Regions from separate parts of the Homo sapiens genome. Here regions 2 and 3 are each linked to region 1. The links are chromatin contacts, found by Hi-C or POLR2A ChIA-PET in ENCODE. All regions are on one chromosome and are shown on one strand. The core of a region is the stretch at or near the end of the contact, and the rest is flanking DNA. Distances in the headings are between cores, read along the strand shown. Region 1 overlaps ZNF532 (zinc finger protein 532). Region 2 overlaps ZNF532 (zinc finger protein 532). Region 3 overlaps ZNF532 (zinc finger protein 532).

Region 1 (2,700 bases), core at 108-2,607:
GCATCCCCAGTTTTTATACATCTTCAAGAAACACAGGGATTGACTTCTCTTGGCTGCCTACATTCAAATTCTTGCTCTTCCCATTATCATTATGCAAACCTTAGCTCTGCCTCCATCACCAATCTCTTACATCTTTAGAATTTCCAAGGCTCTGCACATTGTATCTCTTCCACCAAAGAAAAGAAAAAAAACCTTCTCTCTTCTCTTCCAACTGATCTTCTGCCGCTTTTATCCCACTTCAATCTCGACTGCATATCAGGGAAACCTATTTTCTCACTGCATTTCCATTCCAAACACCAAATCGGTTCAGCTACGCAGGTCGACCTCATGCTTCTTCACTCTTCCTAAACCAGCTGGGGACATGGGTCAGTTTGGGGGCCAAGTTTTTTTAAAAAATTTGATCAGCCGCGCCTCTGGAGCAGCTGCCATGGTTCACTGCCTCTCTCTAGGAAGTGCAGGCAGGGGTGGGAGAGACTGGGCCCCAAAAATGGCAGATTCTCAGATTTCAAAAAAATAGCATACACGCAGACACACACATGAAAAAATGTGGAAAAGAAAAATAAGCAGTTATGAAAAAAGCTATGGAATCTCTTAATTACTTGCCATCTGAAGGTCCCATGCCAGTGACAAATGCCACAGAAAAGTTTCATTTTACCTTTAGCCTTCACACTAATCAGACCCTGATTAAGTCGAGACAGCCAGCCCAGAGCACCTTGCAGGTCTAAAGGTTCCTCCCCGGCCACAGGGAAGAAAGCTGACACAATGGGACACCAACAAGTCGCCTGGACCCTCTGACCTGTCAGCACTGCTGGGCACCCTGATCACACTCTGCCCCCTCTCAGCACAAGAGCTTCATTTTCTAAGCAGCCTACACCAGGGTAACACATAGCGTACAAATACAGTTTATACGCACAGTCAAAGAACAAATGTATGTTTTGTTAATTCTGTATGAGTTAACAAGAAATTAGCAAATATAGTTGCTACTATCCAAAATAGTTATTTACTGGTTTCCTTAAACCTGATGATACCAATCATGGATATACAAATACTTTGCTCAAGGTAGTATGTTTTCTTCTTCAGCTAACACTTGATATTCCTGATCTGAAATATAACAGATTTCCTGATCTGAAATTCAAACTGCTTCTGGAAATATCAACACAGGAGTCACATACTAATGCCACGAACCAGGTCACGACCTTGGGAAATAGAGGAGTGAAGCCAGCCCCAGCCCTTTGCTGCAGTTATTCCACACTCCTCCCTCAAGGTTATAAAAGTAGGCTCCCCGCCCCCATCCATTCCCCACCTCGCACATCAGGAGCAACTAAGGGAAAGTCCCTGTCCCTACAAACCTCAGCCTTCTCTGAAAGCTCAACCTCCCCCACTCGGCCTACTTCTCACATCACAGCTCTCTAAGAAAGCTCACTCCCCAACTCCAAACTCTTCTGGGTCAAAACGAAAGCTCAGCTACAGTGAGAGCTCCTTTGCTTTTTCCAGGAGAGAAGCTCCAGGGAAATTGAGGGCGTGCCTGTAGCCCTCCACAGCAGGTCCTCAGCGTCATTTAGCACTGCAATTTTGTTTTTCCTTATTAACTCCCATCCTGCCAAGAGACAAGGGCTGCTTCTTTTCTTTCCTTTGACACAGGACCTGGCTCTGCTGTCCAGGCTGGAGTGCAGTGCCATGATCATAGCTCACTGCAGCCTCGAACTTCTGGGCTCAAGTGATCCTTACAAGCACCGCCACACTCAGCTAATTCTTATTTGCTGTAGAAATGGGGTCTTGCTCTCACCCAGACTGGTCTCAAACTGGCCTCGAGTGATCCTCCAGCCTCCCCTCCCAAGTGCTGGGATTAAAGGCTTGAGCAACCCTGCCTGGCCTAAGGCTGTGGCCTGCAGATGTTACTAATCTCTCCCTCTTCTAAACTCCATCCCCCCTTTTCTTTCTGAGGTTAACTTAAAAAATCATAGTCACCAGTCAAGAGGTCTCCCACAGCTTCATTCCTTCAAATCTTGCCTGTACCTTCATGCTGGCTTTGCCAAGCCGATCCTCCACAGTGAGCTTGGTCTGTCCCTTCTATTTTGGGTAATTCCTATCCCATTTGCCTAGTGGCATAGAGAGATCTCCTCCAGCCTTACCCTGGAACCCTTGGTGCTCTGTCCTCTTGCCACGCAGCCTTCATGGCTCAAGTTCTCCAGTACTGGGACATATCCTGCTCCTCCCAGTATCTCCCCAGCACTCTGACAATCCACTCTCTCAAAACCACCATTGAAATCCAGGCAGGGCTGGGCGTGGTAGCTCATGACTGTGATTCCAACACTTTGGGAGGCCAAGGCAGGATGATTGGTTGAGCCCAGTAAGTCGAGGCTACAGTGAGCTACAATCACGCCACTGCAATCTAGCTTAGGCAACAGAGTAAGACCCTGTCTCTTAAAAAAAAAAAACAAACCAGGCTGAAGGAGAGAATTTTAGGGCTCATGGAATAGTTCTGTATCACAAATGTGGTAGTGGAGACATGTTTCTGTGCATCTGTCAAACCCTTGAGAATTTCAGGCCAGGTGCGGCGGCTCATGCTCGTAATCCCAGCACTTTGGGAGGCTGAGGCGGGTGGATCACTTGAGACCAGGAGTTTGAGACCAGCCTGGCCAACATGATGAAACCCCCTCTCTCTCTCTCTACTACAAATACAAAAATTAGCTGGGCTTG
Region 2 (2,700 bases), core at 187-2,686, 34 kb before region 1:
AGCAAAAGCATCCTTTTTTTTTAAAGATTTTTTTTTTTAAGATCAGACAAGGCAATGATGATACCCTAACTTGGAAAAGAATGTTAATCTGATTAATAAACTAAATAGGCCTACTCAACTCCAAAGTTTTCATTTAGAGTCAGTAGCAATTTTACATTTGAATGTCAATATTTCTATACCTGTTCTTAACACAGGAAGCCCTACACCAGTAAACAAATATACAGTAAAATCAAGAAACAGAAAATAAAATCGATACCACTGTTATTTCAACAATGCTTGAATGTTTCTTACGCTTTAAATGACTTAAAATATTCACTTGTCTCCTACAAACTATTTCCATGACTAATATGTTACTAACAAGCAGCCTCCTCAAATGAATTCAGCAGACCTGAACCTTCTGAACATAATCCCTCCTGCCCATCCACACTCTCTACTGAAACGAGGGCACGAGATGTCTTGAGAGGGTAAAGGGCTGCGTCTACCCTGCTGCCGGCCTCTGCCTCCAATGGATGTGTGTTCGGTCATTTGAGAACAGCTCTGATGGCAGCAGGTCACCATTTTTTAGTCACTGCTCTGGGTCACCCTGGCACATAGGAGAGGGCCTATGGGCATCTGTATTTCCTCTGGAGAACTGTGAGAATGGGCACAAAGAATTCTAAGGAGCCGCTTAGGAAAAGGTCAGAGAAAAGCTGACTGGATGTGAGGGTCAGAAATGAAAAGAGAGAAGTTGAGGTTTTACCTGGCATTCCTACGGCAAAGTTGAAGAACGGAATGCCTCCTAAAACCACCTGCCTTCCCTCTCTCAGGGCCCTGAGAGAGGACTTCCCATGTAGCTTCAAACCTCACTGTGCAATTCTCTGTCCAAAGTTACAGATGTAACTTTTTTCTCTTTTTCCCCGTAAGATTTATAAGTTTAACTGGATTGGCCTGTTTTTACAAGGTCTTGAGATGTTAGTTACTTTACTGCAGAGCACAAGTACCCTTGGGGGAGGGGGTGTTGAGAAGCAGACAAGGTTTTCGGGGCCGTACAATGCAGCACAATGTTGTATACTAATCATTTGTCATCATTAACCGTAGCAGGTGTGACAAAGATGTTCACTTCCTCCCTGTTTGAAACTGCTTAGTGTTGTGAACGGCCCAAATGTCCAAGAGTATAAATAAGTGGTTAAATAGAAAACTAGGCCAGCATGGTGGCTCATGCCTGTAATCCCAGCACTTTGGGAAGCTGAGGCAGGTGGATTGCCTGAGCTCAGGGGTTTGAGACTAGCTTGGGCAACAGGGCGAAACCCTATCTCTACTAAAAATACAAAAAATTAGCTGGGTGTGGGAGCTACAGGTGGCTGAGGCACAAGAATCGCTTGGGCCCAGGAGGCAGAGGTTGCAGTGAGCTGAGATCACGCCACTGTACGCCAGCCTGGGCAACAGAGCAAGACTGTGTCTCAAAAAAAAAAAAAAAAAAACTATATGAAGATTTTTTAAAATGATGTCACAGACCTATACCAATGGCATGGAAAGATTTTCATGCAAATTAAAACAGAAGATAACAAGATAGAATGTATGGTATGATCACATTTTTTAAAGGGCATAGAAAAGAAAGAGAAGGCATAGGATTGTCAGCATCTCTGCTGGATGATAGTATATGTATTTTTATTGCTTTGTTTGTCTCTACTTCCTGTTTTTTCTGTAATTGGCATAGGACAATTGTTTTAAAAAGGATAGACTTGGCCGGGCGCAGTGGCTCACATCTGTAATCCCAGAATTTTGGGAGGCCGAGGCAGGCGGATCACAAGGTCAGGAGATTGAGACCAACCTGGCCAACATGGTCAAACCCCGTCTCTACTAAAATACAAAAAAGAATTAGCAGGGCATGGTGGCGTGCACCTGTAGTCCCAGCTACTTGGCAGGCTGAGGCAGGGGAATCGCTTGAACCCAGGAGGCAGAGGTTACAGTGAGCTGAGACCACGCTGCTGCACTCTAGCCTGGTGACAGAGGGAGACTCCGTCTCAAAAAAAAAAAAAAATAAATAAATAAATAAGGATAGCCTCAAGAAAAGAACTGAGATTTACTAGCTAGGCTAAGAAATTGCTGAGAACTCAATTTTCACATTTTGAGAAATCACTATTTCACAGCTATGCCACAGCTCATTTTGTTCATGCTACATTCCTTTGGGGAGGGATTCTGTTGTTTGGACGTGCTGTCTTAACAACAGGAAGTGTAAAACAGGAGACCATCTATTTACGTAGCTATCATTCTGAGGAGGCTGAGCAGGTTGTTGGTGTAATATTAGAATCCCTCCCCACAAAATACTAACAGATATAAAAGGGAAAATGGTGACTTTATAATGGAGAAACTGCCTCGCCTCGATGATGAAGGGTGGCATCACCACTACCTTGTAAGACAGGTGGATGTCGCCCTTGCCCCCAGAGTGATCCTTTGAGAAAAGCATGGCATCACGGCCCAGGCATTGCCACCAAGAGCACATGCCTGAGTCCAGCAATGACAGTGCAGTGACAGACCAAGTGAGGGTCAGCCACAGGAGAGGCCTGGGTCCCCTTTTGGACGGCCAAAGACATGAGAACAGGGGACACTGAGCAACTGCTTCAGACGGAAGGACACTGATAAGGCAGCACAAGTAAATCCAAAATGTACACCCAGATAAGATCTCGGACCAGAGAGGAGAAAGACACGCATAACAACTGG
Region 3 (2,700 bases), core at 146-2,645, 52 kb before region 1:
GCAGGAAGATTTGCCCAATTAATTAACGACACCATGATGCTGTTAACAGCAACTGCAAGTAATTCCAGAAAGCATCAGACCCCAGCTAAGGAATATAAAACCAGGACATTCACAGTCTTCCAAAACTACACACACGTCCAGTTAATGATGGCATAACCAACTTTAACCAAGATTGAACACCTAAATGAAATGAAAATGACTACATCAAAAGCAGAAGTAAAAACTGGATGGAAAGACATATCTGCTAACTGTCCCACATCTATATTGAAAGATTCAAGGAGACTAAAATTAAGCAGCTTTTGAAATGTCAGCTTTCATTCTGTGCAAACTGCAGAGTCTGGGCTAGAAACCTGCCTCTGGCAGGCTGCAAAACCCTGGGGTAAGTTATTGAACCTTTCTCAGGCTTCATTTCCTCACCTAAAAGTGGGATTCGTAACTGTCTCCCCTCAGGAGCCTGCTGCAATGAGATAGTAAGTAGGGTAAGCCCTCAGACAGTGTTAGCCCCAGTATCCTTAACACCCCGCCTTCCAATTTAGCCACAAGCTACCAAAATCACCAATAGTTCAATATGTACTTTAATATGCTCTGAACCAAAAATTTTCAACATCCTTTTTACAACACATTTATAGCCTTACATTAAAAAAAGTTCTTATTAAATCAAGTGGAGGACTTCAGAAAACTACATATAGTAAACCATACTAATAAAATATCAAATAAACTAATAAAATATAAATTATAATAAAAGTTAGTATTAAAAATTATAGATTTATATAGTATAAGAAATATGTATTATATATGATCTATAGTATATAAATATATAAGAAATATATGAAGTAAAAATATTTAGAATATAATAAAATTATAGGCCAGGTGTGATGGCGCACATCTGTAATCCTGGCACTTTGGGAGGCCAAGGCTGGAGGATCACTTGAGGCCAGGAGTTTGAGACAAGCCTGGGCAACAAAGACAACTCCCTCTACCCCGAACTCCCTACAAAAAAATGAAAATCAATAAAAATTAGCCAGGCATGGTGGTGTTCACCTGTAGTCCCTGCTACTCAGGAGGCTGAGGCTGGCAGATTGCTCGTGACCAAGAGTGTGAGGTAGCACTGAGCTATGATCACGCCACTGCACTCCAGCCTGAGCGACAGAGCGAGACTCTGTCTAAAAAAAAAAAGAAAAACTGTGTATACACACACACACACACACACACACACACACACACACACACACACAAACAAAATATCAATTCCAGTGGCCAAAACTAATGAAAAATAAGTTTCATAAAGCCAGCAGTGATATACATTTCTAGCATGAATATACAAACTCTTAATGTGCCTTTTAATCACATCTGACACAAATGCAGAATCAAGTGAGAAGCCATCACTCTCTAACAGTCAACCAGAGATAGAAGAGAACATGCAACTGATTTAAAGATATTTCTCCTAAAACCTTGAGATCACAAATAAGTTCTAAGCCAAAAAAGATAGGAGAAACTGGTTTTTTAAAAAATTTTTTACCTGTTGCTAGGGTAACAGGATTTTGGCAGGAAGTCAAAGTCGCCATAGCTAAAAGATGAGTTTTAAAAGGATAAAAATCTATTATATCCCTACATTTAGATTAAATAAGAGACTTTGTAGTAAGGCATGCCTAATGACAACAGGATGAACTCTAACAGTAAAAGAATGAAAATGAAACCATCTGGCAATGAACTATGCAAACTAGACAGTATTTCAGTATTTTTATCCCCTTAACTAATGGCCATCACCACAGTACAGCACGAAGACAGAAACAACATGGAGATGTAACGTTTTATTTCACAAAGTTATCTAAACAAGTTTCAGGGAGATTAAGGGGGGCAATTATGCCCTACCACACATTTCATACACATGGCTAGGTTCCAGGTTGTGTGGGTGAGCACCTTTTAAATTTTTTTTTTTTTTTTTTTTTGAGACAGGGTCTCACTCTGTTGCCCACACTGGAGTGCAGTGACACGACTGCGGCTCACTGCAGCCTCAAGCTCTGGGCTCTAGCAATCCTCCTGCCTCAGCCTCTGAAAGTGTTAGGATTACAGGCGTGAGCCACTGCACCCGGCCAAGTGGGCACTTTAAAAATTTATATACATACACACACACACACACACACACACACACACACACACACACACATTTTTTTCTTTTAAATACTGTGCAAGTGAGAGTCTCTGTAAAGCTCCTCAGTCAATCTGATTCTAAGCATGGTGGTCCCAAACTAGGAAATGCAAGCTGATTGCCTTGCCATTCTTTTCAAAAGTAACAACAGCACACCTGCCTCAGTGGCTGTGGTCATCTCTCCACACTCTGATCCTTTCATTCTCCCACTTTCCTTCACTGCCACTGCTGTCTTTCACCTACATCTCTGAGTGAACTGAAAGTGAATTTCAGAATGGGAAAGGCTACAAAATAGCAAGTATTCAAATCACCTATCACCTGCACCCTGTATGGAAAATGCAGATGAAATCTATGGACTTTTCTTAAAGGCTTTAGGAACAGAAACATTAAGACATCCTAAAATCATTTATAATCAGGCTTTAAATTATATTGAACAGACTTACTAATGCTGTAAATCCAACATCCAGAGAGTTGTGTCCCCTGCCTTCACCACCAAGAGTGAACGTTGGGTGGAGTCTTTAAACAAATACACTTGAGATCAACCTTCCCCA

The links. A loop is a pair of places that touch in the nucleus more often than their neighbours do. ChIA-PET counts read pairs that join two places held with the same protein, here RNA polymerase II (POLR2A). Pooled maps may share reads with other maps.
Region 2: a map of B cell shows a loop between it and region 1 (2.3-fold over the local background). The contact joins two enhancer-like sites. A Hi-C loop is called at or near these places in 4 of 168 maps with a recorded cell type or tissue (B cell, endothelial cell of umbilical vein, psoas muscle and 1 more) and 1 of 50 pooled maps. POLR2A ChIA-PET finds 5 or more read pairs at or near these places in 7 of 52 experiments (A673, B cell, BJ and 3 more).
Region 3: a loop to region 1 is called in a map of prostate gland, with 2.3 times the contacts of the local background. The contact joins two enhancer-like sites. A Hi-C loop is called at or near these places in 4 of 168 maps with a recorded cell type or tissue (ascending aorta, prostate gland, psoas muscle and 1 more) and 2 of 50 pooled maps. POLR2A ChIA-PET finds 5 or more read pairs at or near these places in 6 of 52 experiments (BJ, H1, HEK293 and 2 more).

What each region holds. Positions count from the first base shown.
Region 1 is chr18:58,910,621-58,913,320 of GRCh38, reverse strand. The region is part of intron 2 of ZNF532 (zinc finger protein 532); the gene reads right to left. Among named protein-coding and RNA genes, the nearest start is that of ZNF532, 47 kb to the right of the region's middle. Within about 2 kb of position 1,357, at least 9 of the 41 ENCODE cell types and tissues checked have a DNase peak (open chromatin) inside an H3K27ac peak, as active enhancers do.
Region 2 is chr18:58,945,052-58,947,751 of GRCh38, reverse strand. All of the region lies in intron 5 of ZNF532 (zinc finger protein 532), which reads right to left. Among named protein-coding and RNA genes, the nearest start is that of ZNF532, 82 kb to the right of the region's middle. Within about 2 kb of position 1,436, at least 3 of the 41 ENCODE cell types and tissues checked have a DNase peak (open chromatin) inside an H3K27ac peak, as active enhancers do.
Region 3 is chr18:58,963,071-58,965,770 of GRCh38, reverse strand. The region is part of intron 7 of ZNF532 (zinc finger protein 532); the gene reads right to left. Among named protein-coding and RNA genes, the nearest start is that of ZNF532, 100 kb to the right of the region's middle. Within about 2 kb of position 1,395, at least 4 of the 41 ENCODE cell types and tissues checked have a DNase peak (open chromatin) inside an H3K27ac peak, as active enhancers do.